Regions from separate parts of the Homo sapiens genome. Here region 1 is linked to region 2. A link is a loop called in an ENCODE intact Hi-C map of the cell type or tissue named here. Cell type or tissue: MCF 10A. All regions are shown on one strand. Links, peaks and the distances in the headings refer to the core of each region. The heading gives the core; the rest is flanking DNA.

Region 1 (10,993 bases), core at 2,126-7,125, 510 kb after region 2:
TTAATTAACTATTACTAAAGGAATTAGGAGAGGCAGAAATATATTCTAGTGTTCTCTCTGTTTGAAGGGTACCATATCATAATTAATTTCTTTTTTAAGGAAGAACCATTTATACTTTCCCTTGGGCTGGGAGTAATATAAGAATCTGAGATAGAAATTCTTTTTCTTTCTTTCTTTCTTTTTCTTTCTTTCTTTTTCTTTTTCTTTCTTTCTTTCTTTCTTTCTTTTCTTTCTTTCATTTTCTTTCTTTCCTTCTTCTTTCCCTTTCCTCCTTTCCTTCCCTCCCTTTTTCCTTTCCTTTCCTTTCCTTTCCTTTCCTTTCCTGTCCTGTCCTCTCCTCTCCTCTCCTCTTCTCCTTTCTTCTCCTCTCCTCTCCTTTCCTTTTTTTCATCTCTTTCTTTTCCCTTCTTCATTTCCTCCCTTCTCTTCCTGCTCACCCCTCCCCCCTTTATTCTTTCCTTCCTTCCTTCCATCCATCTATACACAGTTTATTTATTATGCCAACTGACTGAAAGGGAATTAAGCATAATGAAAATGCTTTACGTCAGGAACAAATCCTGTTACCTTCAAAGCCTGTTACTGATGCTTTCATGTCCATGGAGTAGAAATGGAACTGAAACATAATACTGCAGTGTGGTATCATACAAAGGGGCTTGAATTTTGGGTTAGATATTCCCTTTAAAGGGAAGATGAATATAGGTCCAGAAATAGTTTGGTTTGATTCTTAGCATTAGTATTTGTGAACTGTGAGTTTGAGCAAGTTACTTAGCATTTTAAGCCCATTTATTCATCTCTTTAATGATGATAATATTAACCTCATAGGGTAATTTTGAGGAATAAATGAGATTAATGTGTAAAAATACTGGCCTCATAGGTGTTTAACTAATGTTTGCTGATGCTATTTTATTTTTGAAAAAATATGTGCAACTTAGCATTATTGCCTTGAAAAGTTATAGTAATTTGTGAAATACTCAGTTTGCTCATATACAGTATTTGGCTAGTATTTTAAACCATTTTGAGAACTTTTAATTAAATAATATTTTCAAGCGTATTTTCTTTTTTTTTTTGTCAAAGGAAGGTACTCATCAATCAAGCATATTTTCTAAAGAAAAAAAAAACCCAGCTATGCTAACTCTAGAGACATCCTAATGTAGTGTCACAAATAGAATAATAACTGTGACAATAATCAATATTTATTATTTATGTTCTTTGTACCATCGTAAATGCTTTATATACCTTTATCCAATTAATCTCTCAAGCAAGCCCACAAGTTTGTTGAATTTAAAATTTATCTACCTATAAAGTAGACATTCTTTTCTAATTTTATATATTGAAAAACTGGCTGGGCATGGTGGCTCACGCCTGTAATCCCAGCACTTTGGGAGACCGAGGTCAGGAGTTTGAGACCAGCCTGGCCAACATGGTGAAATCCCATCTCTACTAAAAATACAAAAATTGACTGGGCATGGTGGCATGCGCCTGTAATCCTAGCTACTCAGGAGGCTAAGGCAAGAGAATCGCTTGAACCCAGGAGGCAAGTTTACAGTGAACCGAGATTGTGCCACTGCACTCCAGCGTGGGCGACAAAGCGAGACTCTATCTCAAAAGAAAAAAACAAAAAAACAAAAACAAAGTGAATCACAGAAAGACTGTGCAACTATTAAGAACAGGATCCAGGAGTCTTTATTAGGGGATATAATAATATTTAAGCTTAGGTATTCCATCTAGTTGCAGAAAGATATTCTTCTGATAATGTGGTGAGAAAATAAAGAAAAAGTTGACTTCTATTTCAAAGAGCACAAAAAATAGAGACAAAATGTACAATGTAAAATTAAGCAATAAACAAGAAAATAATGGCCAAAACATATGGAAGTAATAAAAAAGCAAAACAAGAGTATGTATTATGTGCCTATTTTCCTCCATATTAGTACTAACCATAAGAGGAATGAAATATGCCAGTCTTGCCATCTATCTGAAGAGACAAGATGAAAACATAAGAAATAATTAGAGACAGTATACATCATATATTTAAGTACTAGATATAACTTGTGTGTGTGTGTGTGTGTGTCTGTGTGTGTGTGTGTGTGTGTGTGTGTGTGTGTGTGAGTGAGAGGGTGTCTGTGTGTATAGTGGGGCAAGTTAAATATTTTCCCCCATTCTTTTTTTAAAAATCTTTTTAAGATTCCATTTGTAAATAACTAAAAGGAAAGTTGTTGTACTGAAGACCCCAATAAAAGGTTAAAAACGTTTCTAACTGAAAAAGAAGGTCCTGGTAATTGGAGAAGATGGGTCAAGGTGACCGATGTTTCCTCAGACATGCCAAGATTTATGCTGGTGACAGAATGTTCTGAACCACAGAACAGAGAAGCCATAAGAAACAGGGACTGAGCAAAACAAATATGTTTAATGTAATGTTTAAGGTGATAAAAATAATAGGTCTCTTTCTCTAGGGCCTGTTTGAAAAAGATGAAAGAGGAAAGCAATCTAATCCTTCCTCTTCTTCCTATGTCAATTGGCTCCTTTCCTTTCTCTCTCCCTTTCCATTCCCCTTTCCTTTTCCTTTCAGCTTATACTTTAGATACCAAGTTAAACATAAGCCAGTTTAGTACCTGAGCATATCTATAGCAGTGTTTTTTCAAAGTAGGATCTCCATGCTATCATTATCAAAGTTATCTCCAGTGCTTGTTAAAAATGCTTATTTTTGCTCACAGCGCCAGGTCTCCTAAATAATCTTAGGTAATATCTGAAAATTGAGAACTACTCTGGGTCTGTGTGGAAGTCAGATCCCTACCATTATCTTTAAATAAACCAGCTGAGCCATATTTACCTATTATAATGGGGATTATGGTCAAAGACTGAGGAAAGACAAGAAAATATTTAATTTATTCCATTTCATTCAGAAACAGTGACTGCTATGAAGGTCAGGGCGAAGAGCACATTAAGACTCTTGGCACTCCTGGAGGATAAAATAGGACACAAGACTGTAGACCCCTGAGCTTGGACTGAGTCTTGGGCATCCATGTGTCTGTAAGTGGCAGTGTTTCCCCGTTTCTCAGTCTGCTGGCCCTACAGCATGCGTGAGCTTCCTCATTTTCTTGATTCTGTGAATGCATCCCTGAAGTGAAGTGCAGAGGCTTCAAGTGGCTGAAATTGAGAACCTATTCCTCAACCAGTTCTTAGAGTATGCCTCTCAGCTCCTGTAAGAACTATGTAACATAACCCTGCTATCATTACATTATTATTAAATGTAATCATAGAAGTGCTTGAAAAAATATAGGAAGTGACAGTAACATATATTGGGTGACAGTAACATATGTAGTGTTAGACACTATTCCAAGCATCTTCATGTAGTCCTTGCAGAAACACCATGGAGCTAATATTTTACCCCTTATACAGACGTACAAATTGAGGCCAGAGAGTTTAGGTAACTTGTTGGAAATTTTTTGTTAGTGGCAGCGCAAATATCAAAATCCAGATAGATGAATTTCCCAACCAGCACTTTGAACCAACATACCATATGGCCTCTTCAATAAGGTATAATAAGTACAGATAAAAATTACACAACCTTGGGATGAAGAAGGCTCTCTCTGTGTGACACCACTGAAGAAGCAATATGAGAATATATAATTAGTATGGAAATAAAGAAAAACCAAATGAGAAAAGTAAAGGCTATTTATTCTGAGCTTGCTATAGCAAAAGAGTCAACTACCATCACATGTGTTTGGGCAGAGACTCAGGCAAGCAGAGAAGGGCAAACCTTTATAGTGGAAAAAGGGGAAGACTTCAGGTTTACCCTGAATGGAGGCTTTTGTCATGGGGAAGCTGTATGTGGAATCACTAGAAGTGGGGCATCCTACTTTGTTACAGGAATGGGGCCAAAAATTAAGGAAGCCATCAGTTATTAATCAAAGCCTGGTCATTTGGGGCTGATTGCTGCGGAAGTTATTGGTTAGCTTGCTGAGTTGTCCTTAGGGATAGCATTTTCTGTTCTTACAAGTATGACGTAGCAGGCTGGCTTCCTGGGTCATTTATTGTAGATAAGGGGTTAGTTTCCTGGGCAGATGGCTATAGGTTGTGGGTCAAAAGTCCATTTTTATATATGGGCTGGCCACTGTCAATGTGTATATTCAGTTTCTCAATAGATTTAAAAACAAAACATGAAACGTCCTTGTCTTAGGAAAAGACAAAATTGAGATGAACATTAAAATATGAAATATAATTACAAAAGATAGGACAAAACATATGAACACATGTTAATATACGTACCATACAAAGAATTGTAACAAATTATGAAGAAATTGTTAAAAATCTCAATGGAAAATATAATCAGTGCAATAACAGGTAATTCACAAAAGAAGAAAATATACTTAACTAAAATGCGAATAAAATGAGTTTTAATTTTTAGGCTATTATGTTGACAAATATTAAAATGACTGACAAAAGTGAATGGCAGCAGGGGTTGGAAGAAACAGACATTCTGAGACGTTGCTCATGGTAGTCTAAATTGGTCCAGCTTTCCTGAAAGGCAATTTGGCAATGGTATCAAATGCCTTAAACATATGTCATCTCTTTGGGCCAGCAATGCTCTTCTAGGAATTTATTCTAAGAAGTAATAAAGCAAATGCACAAACATGAAGGAAGAAGGATGAGTCAAAAATAACCTATGAGTCAAGCAATGAGTTTGTTAAGTAAATTATGTAGTCCCTAAAAATGGTGATGTAGAAATGTATTAAGTGATGTGGAAAGTAATATATTAGGTTTTAAACTAGCATAATGTATTTGAGATAACAATCTAGAAGAATAAACATGTCTCAAAAAAAAAAAGAATAAACACCTAAAAGCTAACAATTTCTATCTTTGAGTGAATTATAGGGTTTTGAAAATGCTTTATTTATTTTTAGTTTATCAGTAATTTCTAATTTTCATAATGAATATTGTTCAAAATGAGCATTCGTGCTTTAGTACACAAAACTATATAAAGGAAACATATACAGTTCTCAATCTCTCCACTTAGAAAATATCTGTCACATTAAAAAAAGTAATCCATACACATTATTAGATTCTTCATACATTGTTCAGATGTTTATAATGAAAATCAGAGCTTTCTTCCTCTGCTCCTCTGTCCTTCCCCCCAAAATAGTTATTGCTAACAGAATTTTATTTATTGTTTTGCCAATATTTTAAGAGGAAAAAAGTTCATCCATCAGAAAAGGAGAAGAAAATTAACAGCAATTCCAGCCTGGTGTTTTTTGGCTCAAGAAACAAATGGTACCTTCTGTTTCTCCTTAGCTCTTGTCTGAAATCCCAGCTTTCCATATAATTGGATTCAAACTAAGATAATCTAAGTCATGCCATACAATCCATATTAGAATATAGCTTTTTGTAAGTCCATGACTTCAATACTCATCTTTATCTTCCACTGAAATTAAATATACATTCAAAAAGGCACAGTATATTCGATAGGCTGACCATACATTTATTGTGTTGCAATCTTGATGGGCAGTTGCATCATTCCAGATTATCCATGATGCTAAAAATTATTTCTATACTTCCATTGGACAGAGGAATTGAAATAGAAAACTGAACCAATTTAAATAAATTTAGAGCTACATTTTCTATGCTAAAAACAAGTTTTGATTTTTTTTTTAGTGTTGTTTCCCCAAGAGAAGTGATCATCTCATGTCCAAACTACAGACTTTCTCATAAAGAAAATTCATAGTGGGCTCTTATTTTCATGATGAAAACATTCAGATTTGAATTACTTCATCAAAAGAAGGAGATGACTCATGATTAGCCAAACATGAGCACCCAGAGCAGTATAGGGTAAATTTTCAAAAAGATATTACTTCTCTCTATAAATGAGAGCTCTTGTGTTCATATTTAATTCTTCACAGGTAAATTTACTGCCTACACAAGCTGGTAGGTGTTACCAGCATCTAAATAAGCAAGAGCACCATACTGCATAGAGGTTGCATAGTTATTTCACTATGTGATTAAATCCTCTACCAGAAAAACTTACTATTTTTTTCCTCCACAGAATTTTTGAACTAAATTAAAAACATTTTTTACTTATCAAAGACTTCATTCAATAAAGTTTTCAAGTATTTTTTTACCTTAAAAGAGGATTGTAAAATATCAGAACTAAACAAAGATCCAAGAGCTTCAAGGTTATAAGAGTAATGTTACATAGTCCTGCTGCACAGCTGAATATCACATCAGGCATGGATCCAGACTGGGAAGTCTGGCCTCCTGGGCTGTATTATAAGGACTACCAGGACTGCTTTGGTCTCAAATATACCACATCTTATGATTGCTCTTAGTTTTGCTGATCTTCCTAAGTCGATCTGGAGTACTCATTTATGAAAAACAGTCTTCTGAAGCCTACAACCTTATGAATGTTCCGATTATATTCCATTCAGTATCACTAACCCTTACCTGTCTGGATTACCAAGTCACCATGGTCTGGCCCAACTTTATGCTTTGATTTTGGCAGCATTGCTTAAGGCCTTTGAATTTTCTGTCTTCCATCTATTCTTATATCCATATGGTAGCTAACCACCAAAAGCTGGAAGACTTCTTCTATACTTCCTACTGAAAAAATGTTTCACCACAAATTGGATTAGTTATAATAACTCACTATGGTGTCCTTGAGAATATGCTTTTCAAAATAAACATGACTGTTTTTGCCGTTACAGTACCTGGGTTGCATGGTGTTTTTGCTGAACAATCCAGTTGACAATATTTGCACAGTAATATGAAAGTCATCCTTGGAGTTGAGCAATATGTTGTTCTTGCTTATATAGCCGCTGGTCACACCTAACCAAGATGTGGATGGTCAGCAAAGGTATCCTAGAAGTAATATATTAATTTATTCATTCTGTTATTTATTCATTCAAATATATGTTGTTTAACTTCCATATTCCAGGCATTTACTAAGTTTGTATATCCAATGAGGAGCAAAATGAACATAGTGCTCACCCACCTAGAAATTATGGCCTAGCCACCCGTTTGAGAATACAGATATTGAACAAATAAATATATAGGTACAAATTTTAATTGCTATGAAGAAAAATAATAGAGTGTCGTGTATAACTGCAACACTAGAATTGTATACTCAGTAAAATATCTTTCAATTTAAAAATGTAATATAGTTCTAGCTACTCAGGAGGCTGAGGCAGGAGAATCACTTGAACCTGGAAGATGGAAGTTGCAGTGAGCTGAGATCGCGCCATTGCACTCCAACCTGGGCAGCAAGAGCAAAACTCCACCTCAAAGAAAGTAATATAAAGATGTTTTTACAAAATAAATACTATAAGAAATAATAATCAGAAGACTGTCCATTATTTAAAATCTAGAAAAAAAATTTCAGGTCAAAAGAAAGTGGTCTCTGACTAAATGTTTGAGTTTTAAGCAAAAATGAGGATTGAATAAAGTGGTAAATTAGTGAGCCAATATACGTGAATGTTGAGTCTGTAAAATAAAAATATAACATCTGTTGGGCTATCATATAAACAAAAAGTATGAATTTAAGGTGTTAGATAACCCCAAAAATGTGAGATCTCCAAGATAAATAAATTGAAATGGGTGCATTAATGTTGAAGTTTTAAGATACTAGTATTTTCAAAAAAAGAGGGTAAATAATTGTTTAATTACAAACGTTATTAAGTCAGTTATGCGTGCTATAATTGTTAATGTTACCACAAAAAGAACAGAAACAGAGGGCCTAAATTTTATACTAATGATGGGAGAAAATATCATTAAAGATATTTAATCATCCAAAATAAATAGGAAAATAGACAAAAATGGAGACCATATATAGGCAGTATAATACAAGACAATAGAAATAAGTCAAAACGTATCAGTTATTCCTTTCAAAAATAATGAACCAAGTGCTCCAATTTAGAAAAAAAAAAAGATAATTCAAAGGAAATGAGTCTGTGTTGTCTATAAGAAATATATCTAAAATGCATGGGTATAGAAAATTTTGAAAGTTAATGGATAGAAGAACACATGGCATTAAATCCTAATGAAGAGGAAGCTGATATAACTGCATTAATCAGAAACAATAGAGACTTTAAGTCAAATATTAGCAAAATTAAAAGGAAGCATTTCACAATGATAAAAGAGTTAATGAGTAGAACAATGTAACCATTTTTAAGTTGTATGGATATATTAGCAAAGTCACAAATTATTCAAAATAAAAATTAACAGAAATACAATGAGAAACTGATAAATCTCCAGAGTTAGAAAGTTCAGCACTCCTCTCTCAGAAACTGATAGTCAAGCATTCAAAAATGGCAGGATATAAAATATTTGAGAAACATAATTAACTAAGTTGACTCATCGACTACAGAATGCACATTAATTTCAATCATGCACAGATCATTTATAAATATTTAACACTTACCAGGTCATAAAATATGTCTAAGCACAAAGTGTTCCAGAAAATTGAAGAGAATGTTTCCCAACACATTTTATGAGACCAGCATTACTCTAATAGTAAAACCAGAAGAAGACATTACGAGAATAAAACTATAGAACAATATTTATCATGAACATGCATGGAAATAATTTCAACTAAATTTTAGAGAATCATATTGAACTATATATACAAATAAATTTATACTGTGATGAATTTTGATTTATCCCAGCAATACAAATTTGGTTTGACCTTTAAATATCAACCCATATAATTCATCTTATTAACAGACTAAAAACATACATGCACACACCAAAAAATGTTGTGAGCATCACAATAGATGCAGGAAAAGCATTTGAAAAAACTAACATCCATTACTGATGAATATTATCAGAAAAAAAGAAATAGAGGAGACTTACTTTATCTGTTAAATGCCATCTATGAAAATCTTTCAGTTAACATCATTATTAAAGGTGAAAAAAGTGAATGTATTCTTCTAAGATTAGAAACAAAGTAAGGATATTTAGTTTCAACACTACTAATTAACATTATACTGGAGGTTCCAGTTAGTGCAATAAGGCAAGAAAAAGTTTTAATGACACATTATTGGAAAGGAAGAAGTAAAATTGTCTTTATTTACAGAAAACGCAATTGGTTATGTAAAAGATCTTATGAAATATAAAAAATAAGCTAATAAATCTAATATGTGAGTTTAGCAAGGTTGTAGAATATATGATCAATATTCAAAATCAATTGGATTTTTATGTCCTAGTAACCAGTAATCAAATAATGAAACATTAAAAATATAATTTACAATAGCTTTGAAATATTAAATATTAAGGGACAAATCTGAAAAAAGATGCACAATGCTGGTACAATAAAAAATAGAAAATTCAGAGATAATTTTAAGCAGTCTTAAAACAAAGGAAATACTATGTTCATAGATTGGATGGCTTGATATTTTTAATGTGTCAATTGTCTCTAAATTCATCTATATATTTAATATTCTATCAATCCATATTCCAAAAGTTGTTCTGTGTAGGCTGTTTACCGGCTAATGTGAAAATTCATATTGAATATAAAGAATCTAGACTATGTAAAGCAACATTGAAGATAATAAAGTTGCTATATACCTCCTATCAAGGTATATACTACCTGCTATCAAAATTTACTATAAAGCGATGGTAATCAAGATACTGTGGTATTGGCATGATGATTGACAAATAGATCAATGGAACTAAATCAAGTCCAGAAGTAGACCTGCAAATATATAATTAATTGAATTCAGCAAGACTGAAGAAGCAATTCATAGGAGAGGCATAAATTTTTCCAACAAATTATTCTTGAGCAATTTAAATATCCGTATGCAAAATATCTTAATTTGCATCATTTAATTAAGTTCATACTCACATATGATACCAAAAGTAACTCACAAATAGATATTAGATCTAAATATGAAACCTAAAACTATATACATTCTAAAAGAATACATAGGAGTCAATCATTTTGGTTTTGGGTTAAGCAAAGATCCCTTAGACACAGCACCAAAATTTACAATACAAAAAAGAAATAAAAATAAATTAGATTTTATAAAATTTACGTATTTCTGTTCTTTGGTATACACTGTAAACAGAATGAATACAAAAACATTACAGATTGGGAGAAAAAAATTGCAAATCTCATGTCTAATAATGAAACCATATGTAGAAAATATAAAGAATTCTCAAAATTCTATAACAAAAATTTAACAACTTCATGAAAAAAGAGGGCATAAGATTAGAAGAGACACTTTACAAAGTGAAATTCAGTTTGCAAATAAGCACATGAAAAGATGCTCAAACTCTTTAGTCATTAGGGAAAGGCAAATTAATACACCAATGATAAACTCTCATATACCTATTAGAATAGCCAAAGCTAAAAATACTAACATACCAAACACTGGCAAGTGTGTGGAACAAGTGAACTCTTGTATATTTCTGGTGGGGATGAAAAAATGGTACAAATCATTTTGCAAAATAGTTTGACAATTTCTTAAAAAATTAAATGTATACCTACATATGACCCCACCTTTCTACTTTTAGTTATTTATGCTAGAGAAATAAAAAAATCATACAAATACTTATATACCAATGTTCAGAGATGCTTTATTTGTAATAGTCAAAACTATACACAACCCAAATACTCATCAATAGGTGAATAATTAAACAAATTGTGTTTTATCAATATAATGCAATTCTACTCAATAACAAAAATAAGAAACTATTGATATGTACAAATAGGTGAATCTCAAAAGAATAATGCTGAGCTGAAAGTAGCTAGACCATAAAAGAATACATACTATATAATTCTAATTATATAAAGTTCTAGACAACGCAAACTAATACATAGTGACAGAAAGTAGTTCAGTGGTTGGAAGAAAATTGTGAGAGAGACTTGAGGATAGGTAAAGCAAGGTATTACTAAGAGACATGAGAAAACTTTTGAGGGTATGTGTATGTTCATCATCTTGATTGTGATGATGCTTCACTAATATGTATATGTGTGCATGTGTGTGTAAATATACACACATATACA
Region 2 (10,993 bases), core at 3,647-8,646:
TCTGGACACCAGAATCTTGACTCTAATAGTCAGGTAGGGTCTGCCTGATCTCTATTAATATTTAGAGGGGGCCTATTACCTTTGGAATTAATGAATATGACAAAAGGATTTTCTAAGTATGCCTGAACTCACCCTTTAGAATAAGGAATAAATGTAGCTGGTAAAATTACTGGTTTAAGCCTAGGTCAGGCAAGCTTAGGCACATCTTTTTGAATGATGAGACTGGCATGCCATATGTCTTCTGTAGGCATGGAGGTCTGAGGGTCTGAGAAAGGGGCACTGAATATGTATGTATCCATCCCTGCTGTCAGCACTTCGCCACATGTTCGCTGGCCAGGGGCTTTGTGCTGCTGCCAGGAAGGAGTTCCGTATTAGAAGCCACCAAGGTTTCAGAGGAACCTTATATTTTTCTTTTATTTGATTTCCTGGAGCAATTGCTTTTCTGTATACATCTGGTGCTATAATCAATTTCCTATAATTTCATAAACATCTCCAAAATTTGAACTTTCTTTTCAATGGGAGTAACTCGGGAGTTTCTTTCTACAGCTTCTTCAAAAGGACTCTAAACTTTTTTACTGAACACTTTGTTAAAGGACCAGCTTTTACTTTCCCACTTGGCAAGATGATTTTCTTTTATAAATTATTGCATTAAAGCTTTGAAGAAAAAACATTTGTTTAATGTTATATAAGGTATATTTATAGCTTCTTTAAAAGGTCCCCAATTTAACAAATTTGTGTGACTTCACAAGCTTTACACATATTTTCTCAGGTACTTCTCATAATACATGTTAAGAAAATGAGTGGGTTTTGAGTCAAACTAATTTTGGTTTGAATGCTACCTATTTTTGTTAGCTTTGCCACAATTACTAGCTGTGTGTCCTTGGTCAAGTCACTTAACTGTTCTGAGTCTAAGCTGTAAAATCACTTTCCTAAGCTTTATCACACGGGGTTATTGTGAAGATGGAAATATCTATGTAAAGCCCTTAATGTAATGTCCTATATTTAAAAGAACTTCAATAATCTCTATTGTTATCATTTTAGACATCAGATCCTAGTCTACATAACATTGCAGATTTTTCCAGTTTGCACACTCTCAGGTTCCAAAGGGATATTATTTATTGTGAGTTAAAAGCCTTTCCTTTCTTTCCTGCTTTTTTCTATTCTTTATTACTTTCTCCTTAATTTCTTTTCTCCCCTTCCCTTTCTTCCTTTTATCCCCCAAATATCCCATTTCCTGTGATCTCATTCCTAGGGTAAAATATTTCTATTAATCTTGCCTCAGTAGTTCAGTATTTTCCTTATCATCATATCCCTTTGGTGATTACAGGGTAGGACTCCATAACCGGATTTCAAATATTAAGAATGTCGAATCATCATTTCATTTCCAGTCAGCTGTAATGGTCAGTTTACATTTTATAACTTCATAGTGTAGGGGTTAACCTGAGTGAAGCCAGGCTAGGGTTTTCTCCTGCTGTTGAGAAGATCAGATCCTGAGCCTCTTGCACTCTCCTGCTTCTTGTTTCTTTGCCTTGGGGGTGGGGAAAGCAACTGGCAAGTCAAGGCAATGGATGGAGCAGGGTAGGTGTAAAGAGCGAGAGCCCAGGCTCTGCTGAGTCCTGTTGCTAGGCAACCGCATGCAGGAAGCAGACACATGCATATGCCTGCTAGCATCCTGTTGTCTTAGCAACAGAACATTTGGTTGAAGGGCTCGGGGAGGAGGGGGACTGGGTTCAAAATACTCAAAGTTCCCAGCATCTTAGGATATCCCTTCGCCTGAACCCCCATGTCTTTGTTGTCTTAATTTTCCCACATTCACTGAAGCAGAAGGTTCCATCCTTTTTAAAAATTTAGTTAATCACCCAAAATTTGTATGAGGGCTTTCCTCAGAGCTCTACATTACCCAAGTCACATCGCGGTTCATTAGAGCCCATCCACCTCCAAGTCCTCTGGTGCTCTGCGTGGCAGGGCCTATTCTATGGAATTTTAAAATGATCCCCTGCTCTAAGCACAGCCCTGTGGGACAGAAGTTAAACGTTCACTTGTATGGAAATTTAAATTCTGGGGTTTTAGTATGTGAAATGATTCTAAGTCATTATCATCAGCTCCAAGGCTGTCACTTCTGAGCTTTTCAGTCAGTAACAAAGACGAAGGAAAATGAAAGAGAGCAGGATGGCCTCCTTTTTCTTACTGGTCTATACGTGATGTTCAGGAATTATGGCATTCTGTTCTATCTGTTTGCCTATCAGTCTTTCCCACTTGACCATTCTCCTCTAAGTGTTGGGGCTATGTCTTTTTCATCTCTGGATTCTTCTTTTCTGCCACAGTTCCTGGCACATAGTAGGTGAATTTATTTAATAGATGACCTGGGAACCCATACAATGTAAAAATACTTCAAAACTATGCAGTGTGGTGCATAAATATTAGTTACTATTTCTGCATGCCTGGCTCTAATATTGTGCCCTTTGATCACTAGATTAGACTTTCTTATTCCTGAGACCACCTCCTGCCTTTGGACCCCAAGGTTAATTACTAAATCCCTGTCTTGTTTTCCAAAATCTTATGCCCTGTTTTGAATACCTGTAGTGCCTAATTTCTTATGGTTGAAACCTTAGTTTTTTGTTTTTTTTTTCTGTATTCCCCAGAGACCTTATAAACCAGCCTTACAGCTGAGGTGCTGTCTCTAGCCTTCAGATTTTCCCAATACTTCTTATTAGCTACTCTGCATTTTGCTTTATTCTAAAACCTCCGCCATTTTGTTCCACCATTCCACTGGTATATCTGTAATCACAGGATCTCTCTCAGGTGATTTGCTTGTCTTGGCTCCCACCTGTTGTCTATTACTGCATCTTCCATGAATGCTTACTACCCACCTGGGGAAGCACTTAATTTTAGATCTTTCTTCACTGCAGCTAATTCTTCTATTTTGGGATGTGTCTGGTGTGATCAGAGTACTTTCTAATCACCTTCTCTAATATGATCACAGTAAACTTGGCCCTGAAGCCTGCCTGTTATCCCATGTTATTTCTATTGCCCTTCACAGGGGATTGCACACTCACTATGGAAAAAAAAAAAACCCCACCAAACTGTCCTACAAAATGATCTAATTAAGAAATTAACTATTTACTGACTTGTGCTATCATTTAATTTTTAATAGGAAACATATATGCACTGAAGTAGGAAAAAAACAAAAATTTTAAAACCCTATTCAATGTCCAGTGTAGGGTTAAGCACACAGTATCCAATTAGAAAATGTTTAAAATTAAATTGAATTCGGTTTTAATATTTACGAGGGAGTTACAACTTTCTTTTGCTAAGCCTTTGAATTTCTTCCAATGAAGAAGTTACCATAATGTGACCCAGTGTCTCAACGAAATTAGTAGGATCTGAAATAGCAGAGGAGAGACCAGTTCTCTTTAAGCGGTGTGTTGACTTTACACCAGCTTTACATTTGATTCTATATGCCCTGAATTGGGGGGCATCTTCAATGTATTTGGAATTTTTAAATCTGGCAGGCCAGAAATCCAATGGCCCATTTAAGGAAAATTGTAACCTAGAAAACTGAAATTCGTATAAACCATAATCAAGCCAAATAACAGAGATCTTCTGATTCAACCTTTAAAAGATATCCCTATCTTATCTATCTATCTATCATCTATCCAGTGGTAAGAAATTTCTTCACTGGAGTCAATAAAAAAAAAAAGACACACTATGTGCCAGCATGCCATTGACCCACTGATAACCGAAGTCTCTAAGAGAGGGAGACAAAGCCTGCCACAGCCTCTGCCAGGAAATCCTATTGCTCACTTCTGCACTTCCTTCTCTCTTCTCATTATTCCACTGGGATAGATCCTCACTGCAGGTTTTCGTAATCCTCCTTCTAGAGATTCAGCAGCTATGCCCCCTCCCACCAACCTTGTTTGTAGCACATATTAGCTCAGAGGTAAGTGCAAAGTTTGCATCTTATACCTAATCACATCCCCCAAAGGTGGCAAGAGGTGGGGCAATGCAGAGTCAGAGCAGGAGAGACATCAATGCTGCCTATGTAAGGATTGGTCTGGGGACAATCAGAGGGAGGGAGGTTTTTCTCCCTTAACATTGTCTAGAGGACTTTATTTTGCAGAAATTCATTTGAAAGAAGGAGGTAGAACAGCTCTGATATTGCTTGTCATGAACCTCAATCTATAGAAACATAACAAAGGCTCTTCTCATCTGGATGCTCAGGTACATACAAAGGTGGTGATTCCAAAGAATTAGAGCAAACAAGCTGGAGCTGGAATCTGTCCTGTTATAAAAAATCTGTTCCGCCCAATCACGAGAATGTATGGGTCAAGGTTACAGCCAATGCCTGCAAATCACCACCGTGTGTTTCATTGAAGAAAGTGCCCTGCTCAACCTCAAATTCTTATCTTTCAAATGATGAAGAAAATGTCACCTTATGGACATCATCAAAATCTTCTTTCTGTAATTGAAATGGAATTAAAAGTGATTTCCTTGGTTTACAGCAATAGCTATAAAATAAACCAAGCTGTCTCTTTGTTTATTCTTCAGAAAAGTGAAACACTTGAGTTACAAGGAATAATCAGAGACTAATGCCAAGACATCCCTGAGAGTCCTCCAGAATGATGGAGAACCACATTCCATCTCTCTAAATTGGGAGCATATTGTAGCTTTGCAGCATAGCAATAGGAGGTATCTTTCTGGGTCATGGCTTGATGTTGCAGAAGTGGCAGTGGAGCCTCCAAAATCCCTGCCTTCCTCATCCCTTCCAGCTCCACAGGGCTCTGGAGAGGCAGACAAGGTTCTGCAATGCTCACCTCAAAAACAGTGCTGTAGGAAGCACTTGGCGGGGTACTGCAGTCATAAACACTCCGGGATTCCAAGATCCTGACAGATGCCTATGTCACCAAAACTCAAATTTTATACTTGGCTTCATGTGATACTCTTTTTTATGATGCATATATGATATGGAACAACTGCTGCTATGGAATCACCCAGAATAAAAGTGACCCTCTTGGAAATGCCTCCATGTATGTGTGAGTGAGTGAGTGACAAGCTGTGACTTGTACTGTCTACTCTGTGTAGCACCTGGGAAATGTGTCCACCTTGCTCCTTGTCACAGTCTGACTGTGGCTACACTACGCGTCGGTGATCACTGTCCATCGGGCAGAAACTCTCTCCTGATTCTTGCATGAAAAAAACACTAGTTCATTCATCACTCATCAATCATTTTCTTCTGTGACTCATCATCTGGAAGTTTCATTCCTCAGTCCCCCTTTCTGAGGCTGGTAAATAGCATGTCATTCCAGCAAAAGGCGGAGGGGGCGGCAGCCCATCTGGACCTTCAAGTTTGATTTCATATTTATGAAACAGCTTAAATGTCAGTTTGAGTGCAAAACGACACCTTCTCCAGCTTCTCACATTAGTGCCTCTGGCTGCTTGGCTGCTGCTGAACGTTTCTTTCTTTCTTTTTTTTTTTAAAGGCAACTCGTGACTTCCCTGCTTGGCTCCTTTAAGGCAGGAATGGAAAGAAGAGGCATGAATGGATGGATGGATGGATGGATGGATGGATGGATGGACGGATGGACGGTCAGATGGATGGATGCAAAGATAGATGGATGAGACCACAATTAAATACTCTCACCAGAGAGGAGAAAGAAAGAAATTGGAGAAAATGAAACAAAAATCAAATAGAAGAAATATTTTGGTTTTATAGGGAGTTTTGATCAATTGAGAGGATCTTGAGACATTCTTGTGTTATTTGCCCTCTATGTTTTAGGTTGAAAAAGTAAACATAAAAATTTGGAAAATAAAGATTTCAAGAGATAAGTCATCTGTGATTTCACCACTCTAACAGTTGGTATGACCATTTAGATACGTTTCCTCCAACTCATTTTTAATGCACATGTAGTTTCTAAACTTCAAAATAAAATGTGTATATGTGGAACCTGGGACTCTATAACAGCTCAGGATTTTAGGAAAATCTTATTTTGGACCCAAGGAAGACTGCCTTCCCTGGGAAAAATGCAAGTAAGGTAACCAGTGAATGCCTTCAAGGCAGTTTCTATATGCCTCCTGGGACTTTAAGACAGCCTCGTTAATGAGGAGTTTTCCTGTTGCTGGAAGGCTGGGGAATTTTTGCAACATAGAAAATGACCTTGTGATGATGCATGTGGATTTGCTTGTTCAGGTGCACACCTCTTACATGGGGTTTTTGTGTCCCCTGAACTCACTGATAGAAAGGGAGTAAGAGGGCTCACCTCACTGCCGTTAGCCTCAGTAGCTCTATCAGGATGAACGAACTGCCTTTCTTCAGCCATCCACTTGGGGGAAGCCTCAACAGGGAAGAGAAGTACTCCTGTCTTTTCCTAGACACATGCACCTTGAGAAATAGAAAAAGGGTTAGCTGCCTTTATGGGAGATTTTAATAACTTCCTAATGGAAGGGAGACTAGAGCAACAAAGTTAAGGAGCAAGTGGAGCACAGGGAAGGCAGTGGGTCTGGCGGCGGTGATATGAGTGACTAGAAGAATACAGGGACCCTTCTGGTAGTAGAGAAAACACAGCCTTGGTCAAAGGGAGTGCAGCCTTACTGAACCCTCTCCCCTTTGTAGTGATGGCTTCTGGAAGAGCCAGACAAGAGGTACTAGCTCTGAGAGGTAGTGGGAGGCCTCTCCCTGCAGGGCTGCCCTACTGGGAGTCAGAGGTCCGTGCTGTCTTGCCAGCTCCATTGTACCAGACACAGCCATAGCAGGTAGGAATAGTGCCAGGGGTGCAGGCAGATCCAGTGGTAGGCACTGAGTCACAAATCGTTGATGAAACAGTACTAAATTTTGGTCTTCAGAGGTTTTTTGTTTAGAGGCATTTGGATGGGAAGGAAGGAGACACTTCACCACGTTTAGACATAGAGCTGACTTTGTCTTTACTAGAAATAAGTCACCATTGTCCTGCAGGGACAAGGTGAGTGGGAAGGAAGGAAACTTCGTCTCAGCTCATGGGCTGGTGGTAAGATCCTTCAATACCAGAACTTTTAGAACTGTTCATATGTACCTTTAGATTGGGGTTCCAAACTAGTGAAGTAACTAACTAGAGGAAAAATGCTTTTCTTTATAATCTCTGTTTATCCTTCTATGTTTCGTTTTACCCTTTTACTTAGATTTGAAGTTAAGTACTGTTTTTTCTCATTAAAATTATATTTAAACATTTACCCAATTGCCACCTAGTCTTAGTCATTAATTTTAATGGCTATTATTTTGAAAAAAAATTACTTTATGGATATGCCTAGTTTTACTTAATTACTTCCCAATTGTGGGCCACTTGGGTTGCTTCTAATTTTTGCTATTAAAAATTATGCTATGGTGAATATTTCATAGTTTATCCTACTCTGCCACCACCACATTTTGAATTTTTTCTTTGGGCTGTATTCCCAGAAATTAAATATTTGGGTCAAAGGGTATGAATGAACGTTCTTGGTCTCTTGCTATATATAAGATGAAGGGCCACACACACACACACACACACACACAAATGAGCCCAGGAAGAAAACTGGCTCCTGGAAGTTTTGTGGTGGAAAGAAAAAAAGAGCATTATTAGAGGCAGAATGTTTGCTTGGTAAAGGTCTGCACAAAGGGAGAGAGAGAGAAAGAGAAAGTGCACCTGGCTTATAAAACCCAAGGACAAGCAGAAAGTAGAGTGTAGCAGTTTCGATGAATGAGAGACAGCCATGCACTTCTGCTGTTCTGCACTGAGACAGAGAGGGATCCAGTCCCCAGGAGCAGGAAGCACTGAGGCAGGAGTCGTGAAGGAAAAATAAATATAAAACTAAGGGAAATCGGCTGGGTGCGGTGGCTCATGCCTGTAATCCCAGCACTTTGGGAGGCAGAGGAGGGCAGATCATGAGGTCAGGAGATCGAGACCATCCTGGCTAACACAGTGAAACCCTGTCTCTACTAAAAAAATACAAAAAAATTAGCTGGGCGTGGTGGTGGGCGCCTGTAGTCCCAGCTACTTGGGAGGCTGAGGCAGGAGAATGGCGTGAACCTAGGAGGCGGAGCTTGCAGTGATCCAAGATCGTGCCACTGCACTCCAGCCGGGTCGACAGAGCGAGACTCCGTCTCAAAAAAAAAAAAAAAAAAAAAAAAAAAAAAAAAAAAAACTAAAGGAAATCAGTAAATCCAGGGAGGGTCAGCTTTCAGGAGTAATTCAGAGACTCCTGTATTTTGATTGATTTGTAAGGGCATGAATGGACAACTTATTTATATATCATTTTTTTCTGATTATAAAAATAAAATCTGTTCTGCAGAAAACTTAGAAAACATAGAAAAATGTAAGCAAGAAAATAGAAATATCACAATTGTTGTGCCAGAAATAACTGCTGTTAAGAATTTTACTTATTTCTTTCTGATCTATGTGCACACACATATACACACAACACAAACACACAAATGGAATTATACTGTATATAGAGTGTTGTGGATTATTATAACATAGATATAGTAGAATGTATTTAAACTTCTCATATTGTTGGGATTTATGTTATTTTTATAAATTATACCTAGCAATAAGAATATGCTTTTACATTTAAAAAATTTTTTTTTTTAAAATTTGTTTAGACCACATTCCTTGATTTTAAATGATTGGGTCAAAGGATAAGGGCAACTTTAAAGCTCTGTCACATTTAGGCCGATAGTAGTATGAGTACAGGGGTGGGTATTATCTCACTCTTGCCAACAAAAGCTTTTGTTTTGTTTTTAAATCTTTGACAGGGGCTTCCTTTGAAGGCAGGGGATACCAATTTCCTCCTCACCCTCTACTTCTCTCCCCTGGCCTTGATGCTGAAATTAATTTTTTTTTCAGGTAACAAAAAAGAACCTTCAAGGATATCCAGGGCTAGAAAAAAAGCTAGCTATAGCACAAATATGTGCTAGAATAGGACTGAAGAGCAGTGGATTATGAAGCTCGGAGGAGGTTGGTTTTGTCAGTACCTTGAATTATTCAAGAGCATCAAGTGACAAAGAAAAGAAGCTATCAAGACTTCTTGATCTTGTTATATTATGAGAAAGAGAGAGAGTCAACTTTGGTCTAGAAAAGGAGTGTGCCTCAAATTCATTTTGGAAATGGATGGAATATAAAACAAAAAATATCAATAATTATCCTTGTATTTTATGCAAACTCAAAATCCTCTGGCTAACTAGCATTTTTATTAGGAGGCCCAGATATTGGAAAATTTAACCATCATAATCTACCATGGCAATTATATTTAGGTTTATATATTAGGTTTATAACACTAGTCAGCGTTATGCCTTCTATTTTCATTTTATAATTTTTGTTTATAAGTCTAATATCAAGGGAGTGCTTTTTTCTGAAATTGGCTGACTTTTTCATATACAGATAGGTTATTTTATTCATATAGTCTTGTTTGAGAAATAGTTCTCTAGAACTTCGATGTAGAACACACACACACACACACACACACACACACACACACTCTCTCTCTCTCTCTCTCTCTCTCTCTCTCTCTCACACACACTTTCTCAAAGCAGCCAAGCATGACAGAACTGGGGTTACTAATATGGGTCTCTTCTCACTTTTCTTAATTGTTCTCAATCACTCTAGTTTCATCTCTAGACTGAATATAATTTTTATTTTATATTTATGCGATCTAATCTTACAATCACGCTTCTCTTTGGACTACCACATGGTTTTGTGTCTTCCAGCTAAATCTGGCTTTTTTCAGCTGCCTTAGGACCAGGATAGTAAGCCATTCAGACGTGAGTTATCAGCTAAGTTGCTGATAACTGTTCTTCCTGTCCTGTGGTAAAGGCATGACAGATATTCAGAGCAGGGACAGCGCAAAGTGAGGCTTCCCACCCTGTTAAAAAATATCCCCTCTTATATTCCACTAATGACAGATTCATTTAAGTTCATGGTTCTTAATCTTGATTAGTTGGCAAAACACCTGGAGGAAGTAGTGTTCTCAGAAGAACTCCATGAAATATTGATATACTTAATTCCATTTGCAAACTAAGGACACTTAACCAGCAGAAAATACAACTGTATCATAAACTGCAATATGAAATCACTTCCATAATCACACAGGCCAAGGAACTAAGGATGATTCTAAGTTTTTCTGTTAATATTAACATAGTACTTAATAATTTGTCCTGTCATTTGCTAAGACTCACCAACAGCAAAACTGTAGCAGTAAAATAAATTTAAGAAAACTGTTTTTCCATGGAACAAACAAATCGAGAAAATTCACTTCATTGAAATCTTTTTTTTTCATTGTGAATTCAGATATAAGCAGCTACCATTATTTGCTTTCAGCAACAAAATACCTCAGATTAGCATTGCTTGAGAACTACTAACTTGTTCTATTACCCTCTTCTTTTAAAATGGGAACATCCCCTTGGAGGTTAAGCTGGGCTCCAGTAACATCTTAGTGTGAATTACTTTAATCAGATAATCACCTAATGTCTGTTATCTATTTACTTTTCTTTAATGTACAATTGTGGTTTTCAAACTTACACATTTTAGCTGCAGGTTCCTTAGCTTCAAATATATAACTGCTTTTCCAATCATTCAGAAAACCCCAAGTTCATCTCAGAGACTTTCTCTACTTCACCTCCTACACCTTTATTTATTTAAATTAGTATTTCATGCCTTATAACAAATTATTCCAACACTTGGTAGTTTATAATGACAACAGTCATTTATTTTTCTCATAAACCTAAAATTTGAGCAGGGCTTGGAAGGAAAGACATACCTCTGCTCCATGTGGAGTCAGCTGTGGCAGCTCAACTAAGGGCTGGAATATCCACTTTGGACCTGATTCACTCACATAGCTGGTGAGCCAGTGAAGGCTGTTGGCTGTGAGCAGTGCTGTGCTGGATCTGGCATATATTGATTCACAAAGCCGACTGTGTGCATCTATTTCTCAAATTCATTTCCAGTGGTATCATGTTTGTAGTTTGAAATTAGTCACGGTGGAGGTATTT

Evidence for each region. Peaks named below come from ENCODE experiments on the same cell type or tissue, not always from the same donor. Only the 100,000 strongest peaks of a DNase experiment are listed, where the experiment ranks them.
Region 1: a loop joins it to region 2, with 20 times the contacts of the local background. A loop is called at or near these places in 1 of 110 quality-filtered maps.

What each region holds. Positions count from the first base shown.
Region 1 is chr3:118,122,685-118,133,677 of GRCh38, reverse strand. No RefSeq gene overlaps it. Among named protein-coding and RNA genes, the nearest start is that of LINC03051, 130 kb to the right of the region's middle. In MCF 10A, for the core only: no CTCF peak of the experiment used is centred there; a DNase peak (open chromatin) is centred at 4,567.
Region 2 is chr3:118,632,372-118,643,364 of GRCh38, reverse strand. The region is part of intron 2 of LOC105374060 (a long non-coding RNA gene); the gene reads left to right. LOC101926968 (a long non-coding RNA gene) reads right to left here and starts at 1,597. Exons shown (of 2, transcript NR_135573.1): 1 at 1,441-1,597. RefSeq lists an enhancer at 7,748-7,797. In MCF 10A, for the core only: a CTCF peak has its summit at 6,313 (motif pointing right); no DNase peak of the experiment used is centred there.